2 separate regions of the Homo sapiens genome follow, and region 1 is linked to region 2. A link is a loop called in an ENCODE intact Hi-C map of the cell type or tissue named here. Cell type or tissue: psoas muscle. All regions are shown on one strand.

Evidence for each region. Hi-C counts contacts between places; a loop is a spot of excess contacts. Peaks named below come from ENCODE experiments on the same cell type or tissue, not always from the same donor. Only the 100,000 strongest peaks of a DNase experiment are listed, where the experiment ranks them.
Region 1: a loop joins it to region 2, with 5 times the contacts of the local background. A loop is called at or near these places in 9 of 110 quality-filtered maps.

The regions. Positions count from the first base shown.
Region 1 is chr20:25,611,452-25,619,451 of GRCh38, reverse strand. NANP (N-acetylneuraminic acid phosphatase) reads left to right here. Exons shown (of 2, transcript NM_152667.3): 2 at 2,871-6,517. The coding sequence ends at 3,527. Among named protein-coding and RNA genes, the nearest start is that of NANP, 8.6 kb to the left of the region's middle. In psoas muscle, no CTCF peak of the experiment used is centred here; no DNase peak of the experiment used is centred here.
Region 2 is chr20:24,977,366-24,985,365 of GRCh38, reverse strand. APMAP (adipocyte plasma membrane associated protein) reads left to right here. Exons shown (of 9, transcript NM_020531.3): 2 at 1,347-1,463; 3 at 6,484-6,599. Among named protein-coding and RNA genes, the nearest start is that of APMAP, 11 kb to the left of the region's middle. RefSeq lists enhancers at 4,219-4,719, 5,481-5,981. In psoas muscle, no CTCF peak of the experiment used is centred here; DNase peaks (open chromatin) are centred at 3,425 and 6,695; H3K27ac peaks cover 212 bases.

The DNA.
Region 1 (8,000 bases), 630 kb before region 2:
CACAAATACCTCAAAAAATATTTTCCTTTCAGCCAGGCACGGTGGCTCACACCTGTAATTCCCAGCACTTTGGAAGGCCAAGGCAGGAGGATTGCTTGAGGCTAGGAGTTAAAGACAATCCTGGGCAATATGGCAAGACCCGTCTCTACAAAAAAAATTTATTAGCTGGGTATGGTGGTGTGCAGTTGTAGTTCTAGCTATTCGGGGGACTGAAGTGAGATGAGCCCAGGAGTTTGAGGCCACAGTGAACTATAATCATTCCTCTACTGCACTCCATCCAGCCTGAGTAACAGAGCAAGATCCTGTTTGGGGAAAAAAAAAAAAAAAAAAGACCCTTTTCCTTTGTTGTGATTCTTTTACTCTGAGGGAAGAAAAACACATGCGTTCCTCTCTCAGTAGGTGAGTTGAGTTTTTGGTGTGAGTGGCATACTGTTTATTCCCTAGTCCCATTACAACAGATATATTTTAACTGTAGCTGGGTGCATTTCAAAGAGCCAGCATTGCCTGGCATGTTTGACTTTCTTCAGGTGCTCACCTGAACACAGGATTTCCAGTGCAGACAGTTCTTGAGGCGATCCCAGGATACACGTTAAGGGGTCGGGGAGACAAGAAGGGGAAGGAGTCCAATACGGGTTAGAGCAGCTTAATGACCAGGTTACTGCTGTGAGCAGCTGGAGATTTCTGGGGGACAGTACACAGAACAGGGTTCAGTTTTGCTCCCCAAGGGGCAAGGAAGCTGTGATATTTATTCGCCAGTTTCTGCCCTACATTTGTTGAGGGCTGCTCCCAGGGCAATACTTTTTAGCCCCATCCTGTGTGTATAGATACCCTTGTGTGTGGCCAAGTAAAGCCCACAAGCAGAGAGGCCCATACTTGGAGAGGGAAGCCACTGGCGAGTGAATATAGTGTGTGCCAAGGGGATTTAGGCAGCACCTGCTATAACATGGGGTTCAAGGCCCTTCACAAACTATCTGTGAACAGGTTCCCCAGTTGCATCTCTTGGCATCTTCCCTCACATGCCTCCATTTGGGCTCAACTCAGCTTCTTGCTTTTTCCACAAAATTTTAAACTCTTGGCCTTTGTTCATGCTGTTCCTCTGTCTGGAATGATTTTCTTCTCTTCCCAAACCCGCTTTTTCTGCTTGTTTACTCCTTGGTCTCAATGTGACTTCCTCTGCCAGCTACCCTGTGGAATGACTTCCATATTATTCCCACAGCTTGTTCAAACTACTGTCATGGCATTTCCCCCACCCCCGGCCCATGATTTGTAGTGGTTGTATATTATATTCCCCACCAGATAATGCCTCAACGACAAAGGCCAGTCTCTAGTGCTTAACACATAGTGCAAAGGCAAGCATGTGGGCTTTGGAAGTAAGCAGGTATGGATGCAGATCCCAGATGGGCGAGTTATTAACAGTTCTGCACTTCCCTGCCTAATTTGGAACATGGAACTGTCTTGCAGGATTGTAGAAAAGTTTAGAAATAATGTATGTAAGTATGTAGTACAATGCTTGCCACATTAGGGGTTTTAGGAAAAGTTACAAGACAGGCCAAATGGATTAGTGTTATAAAAGCCACATAAAGAGCCTTGGGAACGCAGGAAGAGGGAGTATTTAACTCAAAAGTACAGAATTGGGGCCGGGCGCAGTGGCTCATGCCTATAATCCCAGCACTTTGGCAGGCAGAGGCAGGAAGATCACTTGGGGTCAAGAGTTCGAGGCTAGCCTGGCCAACATGGTAAAACCCCGCCTCTACTAAAAATACAAAAATTAGCCAGGCATGGTGGCGGGCACCTATAGTCTCACCTACGCGGGAGGCTGAAGCAGGAGAATCACTTGAACCCAGGAGGCAGAGGTTGCAGTAAGCTGAGATTGCACCACTGCACTCCAGCCTGGGCAACAGAGCGAGACTCTGTATCCAGAAACAAAAAAGTACAGAATTGGGCCAGGCACAGTGGTTCACGCCTGTAATCCTAGTAATTTGGAGGCCGAGGCAGGCAGATCACTTGAGGTCAGGAGTTCGAGACCAGCCTGGCCAACATTGTGAAACCCTGTCTCTGCTAAAAATACAAAAATTAACCAGGCGTCGTGGTGGGCGCCTGTAATCCCAGCTACTTGGGAGGCTAAAGCAGGAGAATCTCTTGAGCCTGGGCAGTGGAGGTTGCAGTGAGCCGAGCTGGTGCCATTGTACTTCAGCCTAAGCTACAGAATGAGACTGTGTCTCAAAAAAAATAAAAGTGTAGAATTGGATCCCATTATAGGTGATAGTCAATTTAGGTCTTCAAAATGTGAAATGGATGTAGATGAGAAAAGATTAGATGAACTAAGTGTTATTTTTTTCTGATGATAGTCTAAATAGTGGTTGTCAGAAATTTTAAATGTTTTACCAAAAATAAGTACAACGAGTTTTTGTTTTTGTTTTGTTTTGTTTTTAAGATGGGGTCTCGATATGTTGCTCATGCTGGTCCTGAACTCCTAAACTCAAGTGATCCTGCCACCTTGGCCTTCCAAAGTGCTGGGATTACAGGCATGAGCCACCATGCCCGGCCCAAAAAGCACAAGTTTTATTTTCATATCTTCATGACCAGAATGAAAGATGTTGGACTCTAAACTACCAAACAAAGGATTGTTACTAGCTATATATGAAGAAGTTGGCTTTAAAAAATGAGTGAGTTCTAGAGCAGTTGGGAGAGCCTCACTTTGTTGTCTCTAAAAATAAGGCCAATTCCCACCAGAAACGGTGTAGTTAGTAGCTGCTTTAAAGCAGAGGAGTGGAGTTGGACTCTCTCAGCCACTTGTAGGATCACAGCTTCCTAGGGCATGACTACTAAAGACATGCAATGTGTTAATGGAGTTATTTTCCATTATTTAGGTGATAAAACTCTTACAATCAAAATACCATTATAAAGAAGAGGCTGAAATCATCTGTGATAAAGTTCAAGTTAAACTCAGCAAGGAATGTTTTCATCCTTACAATACATGCATTACTGATTTAAGGACTTCACATTGGGAAGAAGCAATCCAGGAAACAAAAGGTGGTGCAGCCAATAGAAAATTGGCTGAAGAATGTTATTTCCTTTGGAAATCTACACGTTTACAGCATATGACACTAGCAGAAGACGTCAAAGCCATGCTTACTGAACTTCGAAAGGAGGTCCGCCTACTTCTATTAACGAATGGGGACAGACAGACCCAGAGGGAGAAGATTGAGGCTTGTGCCTGTCAGTCCTATTTTGACGCTGTTGTTGTAGGTGGAGAGCAGAGAGAGGAGAAACCAGCACCGTCCATATTTTATTACTGCTGCAATCTTCTCGGAGTACAACCTGGGGACTGTGTGATGGTCGGTGACACATTAGAAACCGACATCCAAGGAGGCCTCAATGCAGGATTGAAAGCAACAGTCTGGATCAATAAAAATGGAATAGTGCCACTGAAGTCCTCCCCAGTTCCGCATTACATGGTTTCTTCTGTGCTAGAGTTACCTGCTCTCTTACAAAGTATAGACTGCAAAGTCAGTATGTCCACTTAAAGCACATAAAAGGGCATGATTATGAATGTTAGAATCAATTTGCTGAGTATGAAATAAGAAAAGTTAGGGCACTCCACTTATGATAATCCAGCTCTAAGAATAATTTTACTTATGATTTAATGGCCAATATTTTGAAGGTCTTCCCAACCCTATTGCTTCTAAGTTGTAACAACCAACCATTGAGTGGTACTTATATCTGAAAATTCAGATTGCATGAATTCAGGTCAGTAGTATAGCCCAGAAAATTTAAGGAAATATATTATTTGTTAGTCTGTATCTGGAGCTTTTTAAAATTATGTTATTAATCTTTTAGTATCTTGGCTGCATAATGCCAAGCAGGATTGCTTTACACATGGATGCACAAATGTAAGGTTTATCTTCTGGCTTAAAAATAGATATTTTTAAAAAATAGATTTTCTAAAACACAGATTTATGAAAGCAAGTGAATCTGGTTAATATGAAATAAGTACTAAGTCACATGCAAATCAAGGTATTATATAGTGAAATTATTTTGCATATTTTGAAAACATAAACCATAGTTTTTGCCTACTTTGGATGTATACTTTCTTTTATGAACCTGATTTTTCTGTATGACATTTTTTTTTTTTTCAGAGGGCAGGGAGCAATTTTTCTATGGCATGTGACAGATTCCTCCAGTTAGAAAAAGCTGTTAAAATCAACACATGGTGCTCCTTTACCGTGACATTTTCTCACCTGTGCACAGTGAGCCGGTAGCTTCCTTTTAGTCTTCACCTCTCAAGGAAATGTTTTTACTGTCTTTTCCCAGACACACAGTGGGGTTGAGGGAGCTAGGCTGTTTTGCTAGAGATAATTGCAAGGCACGTGGCACTAAAAGTCATTTTTCTTCTGTGGATCCATAAGAGGAACATTTCCTCAGTGTAGCCTAACAATGCAGCCCCCAATCTGTTCCTTTTTTTTTTTGAAATGGGATCTCTGTCGCCCAGGTTGGAGTGCCATGGCACCATCTCGGCTCACTGCAACCTCTGCCTCCTGAGCTCAAGTGATCCTCCCACCTCAGCCTCCCAAGGGTGTGTGTGACTACAAGTACACACTACCACGCCCAGCTAATGTGTGTTTTTGTAGAGATGGGATTTTGCCATGTTGCCCAGGCTGGTCTCGAATTCCTGGATTCAAGTGATCCTCCCACCTCAGCCTCCTAAAGTCCTAGGATTATAGGCATGAGCCACTGTGCCTGGCCCCCTCATCTGATAGAAAATTAGATTTTGCTATGAGCCATTTCCTGAGGGCCAATTTAATACTCGTGTGACTCTTCTTAGAGTTACCATCTGCCTTAAATTTCCTCTGTTTTTCACATTCTTGGAAATATATCATTGTTTTGCAAATTTCTATATCTAATTCAGGGTTTACCAGGAGCTTAATAATTAATGGCTACATAGCAAGGCATCGTCTTGGAACCGGAGAATTTTCTCTAGACTATTAGGCTAGACAGTCTCATGATTATACTAACCAAACCTGGAGTAAAGTGGTTGAAAAAAAAGAAAGTATAAAGGGGCTTATTAAAGTGGTTAATAAATATGATTTAGGTTGGTTTTTGATATGTTTTTCTTCCAACTGTTATATAAGAAACTACTAATGTAAAATAGTAGGCTATATGTTGGGATGTGTATAGCTATGTCTTCAAGACTAATACTCAGAGAATCAAATTGTAGATTGTACCTATCTGTGAGCCTATTTCTTTAGCCAGTTTTCTGTCTACTGCCAAGAAACAGAATTCTCTGCCTCATGCAAATGCCCTTTCGTGTTTACTTTTCGCTCTAGATTTTTAAAAATGTGATTGTGCCCTTGACTGTACCAAAGTGCTGTTGCTATAACAGTGAACATTTGTGAACAGAGGATGTTTGTAGTTTCAAATGCAGTACCCATATGACCTTGATCATATTTTAGCTATTTAAAAATTAAGTTGGAGGATTTTGGCAGAAGTAGTCACATGCATGATTGCTCTGATAGATTGGTTGGCGTGTGCTGCAGGGGGCTTGTCCTTTTAACTCTCCCACAGGATGGATGTAGGCAGTGTCACATTCATTATGCTGAGAGTGAAGGTTCATCACTCCTGTATCATGGTAGCAAATCTCAACAGGATAGCTTCTAGGATGTTAAGTGAGCAGTTCTCCAGCAGAAATGATGTAGAAGGAAAAAATTGAATAATTAAATTTCCTTGTCTTCACAGTTTGTATTCTACAGAGTACAGTAATGTATTACATTCCATTTGCACCCTTCCTTAGGGAAGAACTTTGTGGTTATCTACCTTCTGAGTGGAATGTTACAGAAAATATTTTAAAATATTGGAATAAACCTATGATTTTATTAATATTTTTTGTTTTAGAATAATATTCCTTAAAATTATGGGTGATGTTTTGTCATCTTTATTTTTTTTCAAAGTTTCCCTGTAGTGGCCTTCTCACACAAAGCCAGAGGCCCTCCCTAACACTGCTTACAGAGGTGGGCCTAGAACAGACATGAATGGACACTGCACCTGGAATACCAGCACCTGGTGGGGAGGTTTGGTTCCATGTGCACCTCCACATACAAGGCACGAACATCTCAGATCTGGGAGTGCCCAGGACCCAGTGGATGCTCAGTATTGTAGGAAAGCAGGTCTTTACCAAAGTTCTTGGTTTATTGCTTTCAAACTTCTTTGCAACCTTCAGTAAGAAACATTTTCTATCATAACCTCTTTAACACATTTATAGTGTTAGATAACACTGTAACTATATATAAATATAAATATAACACATGTATATAAATAAATATAAATATAACATTTTATAGTATAACATTAATATGTGTATGGGATCCAGTTTTATATGTTTAATTTTCATAAAACATTCTTGTTACGTGTGATGATATTTTTCATTCCATTCTTTTTTGAATTAGGGAATATATTCATTGTTGAACAAGTACTACTTGTAGTACACAAGTCAAAAAAATAAAAGGGTGAATGGTGAAAAGTCATTCTCCTCATCTCTTTGCTAGGGGCCCACAACCCACTTGCCCTAAAGGCCACTACTGTTTAGTTTTTGTTTTATTTTTAAAAATAGAGACAAGGTCTCGCTATGTTGCCCAGGCTAGTCTCAAACTCCTGAGCTCAAGCAGTCCACCTGCCTCAGCCTCCAAAAGTGCTAGGGTTACAGGCATGAGCCATGTCACCCAGCCAAGGCCAGTGCTGTTACCAGCTTCATGTATACCTGCATATAGAAGTGTATAAGACTATATAGAATCAGTTGAATTCAGGCAGATTTTTAATTTCTGTATTTCAGTTTAGGAAACAGCATTCTTGCTCAGATAATCTAAGAGTCATGCAGCTTGTGTTTAAGCCATTTGTGTTAGGAACATAATACCTTCATGGTCTCAGCCATGTGCGAGATCTCTGTAGTTCCATTGACTTTCGCATACCACCACCCTGGTGATTCTCTTTGCCTCTTATGTTAAATTTCCTATTTTCTGTGTCCTGTGTATTCCTATTTTGACTTATTCCCTCTTTTTGGTGGCATGCATCCTTGCGTAGGTTCCCTGTAAACGTGTGTAGGAGGTAAAAGTTTTGAGATCTGAAATGTCTGAAAATATCTTTATTCTCTTCTCCCATCATTGATAGTTTTAATAGTGTGTATTTCGATAACATTTTTACTTGAAATTTTGAAGGCATTGGTCTGTGGTCTAGCAGCCATTTGTATGTGACCACTTTCTTTCTCTCTTGTAACTCTTAGAACCTTATTTTCCTCCAGTGGTCCATGATCACATGCCTTGGAGAGGGTGTTTCCATCCTCTGTGCTTGGCACGCTGAACCCTTTCAATCAAAATCATATTTTCTTGGTCCTGGGGAATTTAATGACTTCATTGATAATTGCCTCCCTTTGTTTATTTTCTGATTTCTCTTTATGATTTCTGATTTTTTTTGGTTTCTCTTATCCCTGTTATTCAGATGTTAGAACTCCTTTACTGACCTTCCACTTTATCTTTTCACTCCCATTTTTCCATCTCTGTTACTCTGTTTCTTCAACTTTACCTTCCAATCCTTCTATGATTTTTCCCTCTACTATCATACCTTTTAAAGATTTCCAAGAGCTTGATTTTTTTTTTTTTTTTTTTAGACGGGGTCTTAACTCGGTCACCCAGTGAGGAGTGCGGTAGCACAGTCATGGCTCACTGCAGCCTTTAATTCCTGGGCTCAAGTGATTCTCCCACCTCAGCCTCCAGAGTAGCTGAGACTACAGGCACATGCTATGATACCCAGCTAATTTTTTTGTATTTTTTGTAGAGACGGGGCTTCACCATGTTGTCCGGGCTGGTCTCAAACTCCTGGCCTCAAGCAATTCTCTCACCTGGGCCTCCCAAAAGTGCTAAAATTACAGGCATGAGCCACTGTGCCCAGCCCCAGTGTATTTTTTAATCACTTGAGTTCAGGTGTTCAAGACCAGCCGGCCAACATGGTGA
Region 2 (8,000 bases):
TTTGTGAAAGCTGCTCCCTCTTCTTCCCCTTAGTCTTTCCTTTGTCTTTATTTCCACCTACCCCAGTAGAAATAGAGGGATTTCTTTTCTTTTCTGCTTTATTCGTTTGTGAAAAATCTTGCATGTTCAGGACTGGATCATGCATGTTCAGGAAGTTACCCTGCCCAACACCCCGTTTCACACTGGGGGAAACTGTGGGTTTTGGAGTGGAGAAACTGGCCTGCAGTTCCCTGGCTGGTTGTTGGGAAAGAGGGCTTGGCCTTTATGTTTCTACACCATACCCAGAACAGAGTTTAACACGTCTAAATGGCAGAAGACTACACTTCTGTCAAAAATCAAACCCTGCCCCCTTAAATCAAGTCTGTTTTGTTAAGTGTGAGTCTTGACTTTTTTCTTTGTCAACACTTTTTTTCATGGAAGAAAAAAATTCTACCTTAGGAACTCATGATTTTGTTTAAGTTAATATTAATGCCAAGCATTTAGTAAATTTGAGTTCAATTCATGTAAGCAAGTAATGATCCTATGAGGTTTATTTAGTAGCAAGAGGCCAAATGCTTTCACTTGTTTGCCAGATGAGAGATACTGTATGTGAAGATTGGTTCAGAGATATTTAAGGCACTACTGGTCATTTGTCCAAAAACTTCACCCAGGATTCCCAGGGAAGCTTTCATATCTTCCCAAGGGTTCAGGAGTGATGACTTTGAATTGTAATTTTATAGATCCTGTGTGGATAACTGTCAGTATCTGCCAGACTTCTTCTATTAGGTTGAAGATCTGGGATTTCCTTTTAAATTCTTAGAAGTAGGTTGGGAAAAGTGATTGGGGAATTGGATCCTCAGGAAGTTGTTCTGCTTCCATTTCCTTCATGACTTTAGCTGTCTCTTCTATCTGTGAGAATCTTAGGGCTGCATAGTACTGAGTGTTGCTGCTTTGAATCCATACACCGGGAATGCGTAGCTTTTGAGAATTACCCACCTTTTCTGTGGATGAGTGTGTATCATTTATGTCATTAGAACTCTTTTTCCCCATTACATTTTGTGTTCATCAGTTCTTTGAGTTTGCCTTCTTTAAAACCCTCCTGGAGGATTCAAGATCTGGAAAGTAACTGATCCAACGTATCCCACACAGGGGAAGCTGGAAGATTAAAAAAAAAGAACAACAACAAAAGTGTGTTTGCCAATCCTAGCAAATAGTGCTAGAGTTTAATCACAAGCCAGAGGTCGGCCAGCTTGCAGTGGGGAAACTGGATGAGCGTCCCTGCTCCTGCCGGGAGGGCTTTCGGACCAGCCAACCTTGTCACTGTCTGAGACTCAGCTGATTGCCTTTGTATCTTTTATTTCTGGCAGCTCCTTTAGCGGCAGAGTTTTCCGAGTGACCTTCTTGATGCTGGCTGTTTCTCTCACCGTTCCCCTGCTTGGAGCCATGATGCTGCTGGAATCTCCTATAGATCCACAGCCTCTCAGGTAGGCTGCCCCGCAGTCCTCAGGAGGGGTTGCTTGACAAAATGTAATAGGCTGAAATAATTTCCAAGGAAAGGAGGGTGATTAAATCAATCTGATCTGAAAGGTAAGTTAGGAGAAATAGAGTTTTGTGATTTCTTTAGTACCTGGGTTTTTATGCTGAATTAGATGTTACTCAGGAAATATGCATGGTATTTTCCCTGTCATTGTTTTAAAAAAACTGCATCAACCAAAAACAAAAATTCAAAATTAGAGAAGCTTAATAATCATTAGACAGTCAACTATAATTCATTTCAGGTAGCAAAAACACACACAAATGGAGCTTCAGTTACCTCATTTAAATTTTGTAAGTAACTGATTTTCTACAAAACCCATAATTAGTGTTCTTTTTTTCCTAAGTTACCTTTCACCGATAGAGATCTATGAGTAATGCAGTCCATTATAATTTGAAAAAACTATTGTATATGTAAAGCCCCCTGAAATAGATTCATGTTTATAATTATAGTGGGATAGAGCCAGGCTCTCATCAGTGTGACGATCTATGACTTCCATGTTGACATAGTTGCAGGAGGGTTGTGCAGTCTGGTTCAGTAATTTCCTGGTTCCCCTTGCAACTGCTGATGGGGTGAAGCCATCTGAAGCTTATTTTAAATGAGTTAGTCCAGGTAAGGCTTTAAAAACTTCAGACAAGAATTATACCTAGTTAAAGAGTGAATATAACATACTAGCTGAATAATGTAGTGTTTTATCCATAAAAATTAAGGCTTTATATTGGATCCGATTCACTAAGAATGTAGAGGACACGGTTCTGACCTTAGATTGACATGTGTAGCTGAGTGAACTTTTTGTTGTTGGATTTAGAATAGTAAAGGCACAAGGTGCTGTAAACACACAATTTGCTCATGTAAGATTGAGAATGGGTGAAGGACTGGGGACTCTAGTCCGCTCCAAGAGTGTCAGCTCTGTAATTCCTGGTGTGCCAGTGGGTCTTCAGATGGATTTTTCTGCCTGAGCCAGGCCTGAGGACATCCTGTCTCCAAAGGAGGGGCGTCAGGGGTGGGTGGCGGGGGGGGGTCCCCTGATGTGTTGAGGGAGGGGCTTCTCTCTTTCTAACCCTTCTTTACAGAGCAGGATGGCTCATTCTAGCCAAAGGGAAACTGACCTGGGCCTTCTTAGATAGTCCAGTTGGCTAAGGTGGGGGAGTGAACTGTGTCCACAGCTGGGGATTAGAAGCTTGGGTTGGGGGGCTGGCCTTGGAAAAGGAGGCTGAGGTTGAGTTTTGAGTTGGAGAGAGAGGTTGGAGCCTCAGTGATTGAAGACCTTTGATCTCAGGAAAGATGATTTTATGTGTGGAAAGAGTGGTGAAGAAATGCATTGGGAAATGGGGTATGTGGCCCTGGCCAGACACTGAAAGGAAGCAGAGCCTACTGGGGATTGGAAGTTGTTTGTACAAAGTGAGTTCTATCTGTTGAGTAGAAAAGCCTGATGAGGAAGGAAAGGAAGAGAAGCAGTGGAACCGCTGCAGCCAACAGGGACCTCTCTCCTGGGCTCAGCTTTCGGAATGGCAGTGGAACCATCACAGCCAACAGGGACCTCTCTCCTGGGCTCAGCTTTCGGAATGGCAGTGGAACCATCACAGCCAACAGGGACCTCTCTCCTGGGCTCAGCTTTTGGAATGGCAGTGGAACTGTCACAGCCAACGGGTCTCTCTCTCTCTCCTGGGCTCAGCTTTCAGAATGGCAGTGGAACCATCACAGCCAACAGGGACCTCTCTCCTGGGCTCAGCTTATGGCATTGGAATCACAGCCAACAGGGGCCTCTCTCCTGGGCTCTGCTTTTGGCATGGCACACTCAAAAACAGGAAGATAGGCCCCAAAATGCAGAGCAGAAGCAGAAGCCTGGTACATGACAGAGCTTGGTGTGTCTCATGCAAGAACGTGGCCACAACACAGGCCATGCCCCATGCACGCCATCCCAGCGGGTGCTGACTCAGCTGCAGCCCTCTCAGCCCACAGTCACTCTGTGGAAGGACATGGTTTCTCTCCAGAAGGGAACAAAAAGTTTATTTTTCATAGAAGGATATGAATGTTTCTAGTCACTGAAAAAATATCAGTTAAAGTCAAATTTATGGTAAAAAAAAATAGAGCAGCATTTTGGAGAATGGATTTGGTTGCTATAATTTTAAAGACCAACAGAAAGAGTAATTCTACTGGGAGTTGAAAGTTGCAGTACTGTTAGAAGTACACATTTTACTATCGGGTGAAACTGTCAAACTGAGAGATATTAAAAAATAGCAACAACCTTTATGGGTGGTCTGGGACATCAAGAGCAAATAGAAGCACTGTATAAAACTCAGGCAGGGCCAACAGGAGACCCGCTGGGGAGGGAGAGAGCAGTGCCCCACACCCTGGCTTCCTGTGTTAGGGAGAGAGATGTGGGGGACCTCAGAGAGCTGGTTCTCAGAAGTGCTTAGGAAAACCTTTGTGCAGTCTGTGGGTCACAGTGGGTCACTTCTCTGCAGTTGAGTATTACTGCATTAGTGCAGGCTTTCTTCACTTGTGCCAGCCATCCGTGATCATACAGATGCCCTGTTACTCTGTTCACATCTCCCCACGTTGTCACAGGGATCTTGAAAACTACTCTGTACATGCTATAGGAATCAGGATGTCATATATGCTGTGTCTATGACAGCCCTCTAATCTTCCCAGAAAGAAGGGAAAGTGACTTTGCAGGGCAGGTTTTTGGCAAAGCCCTGCAGCCTTCCTGGTGATTTTGTTCTCAAGTACTGAAACCAGCTGTGTAATAGTCCAGACTGGAAGAGCGACCATCCTTCTCTTTGTCCCTCCATACTCCTGGTCTGCCTGTTCTCTGATTTTTTAGAGATTTCTAAGTGTGGTCTAAGCTCTCACGGGAGTGATGTAGTATCCTGGGTAGACTCCCAAACACCCGTCCATCAGCTGAGTGGCCGTTTCTGCCCCGTCTGCTGGCCTGATCCTCTTGACCATGGTGGCCCTGCGCTGCCTGGCGTGTAGAGGTGATGGAGGCCGAGCGAAGCTGGCAGCTCTGCTTGTCATCGTGGCATGGCCTCTTGACCATGGTGACCCCACACTGCCCGGTGTGTAGAAGTGACCGAGGCCGAGCGAAGCTGGTAGGTCTGCTTTTGTCATTGTGGCATGGCCTCTTGACCATGGTGACGCCACGCTGCCCAGTGTGTAGAGGTGACAGAGGCTGAGCGAAGCTGGTAGGTCTGCTTTTGTCATGGTAGCATGGCCTCTTGACTGTGGTGGCCCTGCACTGCCCGGCGCGTAGAGGTGACCGAGGCCAAGCGAAGCTGGTAGGTCTGCTTTTGTCATCGTGGCATAGCCTCTTGACCATGGTGGCCCCGCGCTGCCCAGCGTGTAGAGGTGACCGAGGCCGAGCATGGCCTCTTGACTATGGTGACCCCATGCTGCCCGGCGTGTTGAGGTGACCGAGGCCGAGCGAAGCTGGCAGCTCTGCTTGTCATCGTAGCATGGCACCAATTGCCCCAGGTGGGGTTTCCCTTCCTTCCTCTTTTGCTGTGAAGAGAGCTTTAAAGAAGCTCTTTTTGCTGTTGTCATAAACTTTTCCCCAACGCTTAGCTCCTTCCTGTTCTTGAATTCTCTGCCTTGCTGGAGGCAGGGGACAGGGGATAATCGGAAGATATTCCTCTCTACTTTGGTTTCCTCCAGCAGTGCTCGTTGGGAGCCTTCTGTGTGCCATGTTGGGTGCCAGATGCTGGGAATACAGTAGAGAAAAACACAGAAAGAAATCCCTGATCTCATGGAGCGTATGTTCTAGTGGGGACAAACAGACCATAAACATAACAGAAGCAGATCACACAGTGCATGAGAAGCTGGTGTGTGCTATGAGGAGCATGGAGTAGGGCAGGGGCCTGGGTTCGGGGGAGGTATCGGATATTTAGTTGGGTGGTCAGAGTGGGCCTCCTGGGTGGGGGATGGTTGCTGTTCCAAGTGGAGCAAAGAGCTGGTGTGAAGGCCCTGGATAGGGAGATGCTGGTGTGGTTAGGACCCAGCAGGGAGGGGCTGGTGTGAGGGATGCAGAAGGCACAAGGGAGAGAGGGGGCAAGAAGGTGCTGTGGCCAGGTTGCGGTGCTCAGAGGCTGCTGCCAGGACTTGGCTCTAGGTGAGAGGGGGCCATTGTGGGGCTCTGAATAGAGGAAGGTCATGATCCGGCATGGCTGCTGGATTGAGAATAGACTACAGGGGTCAAGGGAGGGAGCAGGGGCGAGGCGAGAGGATGGTGGCCCCAGCCAGGGTTGTAAGGAGGACATGGGGAGACGGGTTCAATGGTGTCTTTTCAAAGTGGCCTCAGCAGAACTTGATGGTGGGTTGGGAGGCGTGACATACTGGCATGTGGATGGGAAGGACGAGTAGAGGCAGGAGTTTCTGGAGCCGTGTCTGTGAGTAGAAGGGCTCCAGGGCCCAGCTCAGGCTCCTGCTTCAGGAAGAGCCTGGTGGGCCTCGAGAATATCAGCGGGAGGTGGCGTGCCCTGTGCTGGACCATGGGACGGTGGCTCCAGTCCCAGGAAGGTCTCCCCTTGCTCCTTCCATCTTCTCTGTGAAATACGAGGCCGGGTCATCAGGTGTGAAACGTGGGCACTGCCCCCCACCACCCTAGGTAGACTCCAGTGGCTGTAGGGCTGTGAGTCACAGGGGTGAGGAGGTCCAGCTGCCCTGAGGCATTGGATGGGGGTGGGGAGCTGGGGAGGCTGGAGGATGGGTGGGCACAGGCCTCAGGATGCTCTCAGGTGACAAGATTGCTGAAGGTCTTGCACTAGCACATTTATATTTTTATATTTCTTTTGTACCATGATGTTTTCTGATATCCTAGAACAGTTTTTTCTTAACCCTTGTATTTCTGGCAACTGAGGATGTTGTTAGAAAGTGCCATCTTTATCAAAGAACTGAGAGCAGGTGCTCGGTACACATTTTCTTCACATGTGTATTTATAGACAGATCTCTGGAATTGCATTATTTTGCAGCTTCAAAGAACCCCCGCTCTTGCTTGGTGTTCTGCATCCAAATACGAAGCTGCGACAGGCAGAAAGGCTGTTTGAAAATCAACTTGTTGGACCGGAGTCCATAGCACATATTGGGGGTAAGTCTAAGCTTGGGTGGGGGGGGAGCCTTCCAGGCTGTCTGTTGTCTGAGGGGGCGGGTTCTGTGGGAGCAGCTGCAGTGGCACGCTGCCCCTGGACTGGGGCCCTGCACATCCTTCTTAGCTGCGGACGTGGGACTTGGCCCTCAGACATCACATGGGAGGCCCTAGTGGCTCTTTCTGCTGGTCTCATCTGCCCAGTTTGCATGCCATTTTAGCACTGGGTGATTTTGAATTCATCTCTATGGAACACTTTGTTGTGCTCAAAGTGTTGTGAAAGGAAAAAGGCCAAATACAGATACTGATTTTTAGTTCATTTATCAAAGTTAAATAGCTATTTGACAGCACAGTATTTCTTAGTTCCATTTGCTTTGTATAGATTTCACTGTGATGAAGACAAATGGTTCTCAATATTTCCACTGTTTTTGTCTGACTGTTTGAAATCTCACCTTGATGGGTACACTTAAGGGTAACCATCTGCATCACACTTGCCCATGCCTCAGAACTAGAATTGGGTCTGGTTCTAATACTTGCATCTCTAGCAACCTTGAACAAGGCATTTTCTGTTTGTTAAAATGAGAATTAAGTTTAGTATTGGGAAGGCACAGATAGTCACAGATAGTTTAAAACTTAATCTGGTATGGGCTTGCTGAGCAGCTTCTTTGGAAGTGCCGCTTGTTATTCTGAAGCACACTGTTCTCCAGGCAGTGGGTGGCTGTGGATATGTGCACACAGGGTGCTTCTGTTGTGCTCTCAAGGCCGGTCAGTGGCCTCTCTTCTAGTGACGTTTGACCAGCTTCTCTTGCCTGGGCCCTGTTATTTGACACAGGCCCCAAGGACTGGTCCATTTCTGCAGTTGGTTTGTTTTCTTGGCTGTCAAAGTCAAAATTGTTTCAAGAAGAGTAAATATCATGATAGAACTTTGTATTTCTCTTAAAAAGACATTGGCATTTATTTGTGTAAATTTTAAAAGCTTTAGCTTTTTTTGGTGAAAAATCAAATCTTGCTCTTTAAAACTGAAACTTAACAGCAGTTGAAGTGCAAACCAATGATCTTACCTCCCAAAGAGAGCACTTTCCTGTCTTTTTCTTTTTCACTGGGTTACTTCTCATTGTACTTTGTCACCAGGTCCCAGCTTTTTCTCTTTCTTTGATGAGCTGGTGACATTTCTTGGCCAGGCACAGTGGGGTCCTCTCTGGTGGGTGTGAGCCGCAGGGACCTGCCACTGCTGTCTCTGCCACCTCATTTGGAAGCTGTCCTGGGGGCTGGCTGGCAGGTTGCTGACAGTGGAAGGAGGTACTAGCTCTGGGGAGTGCTGGGAGAGAGTAACCACCAACTATAGCAGGCTTTATTTTATTTGTTTTTAAGTAGACTTTATTTTTAAGAGCAGTTTTAGGTTCA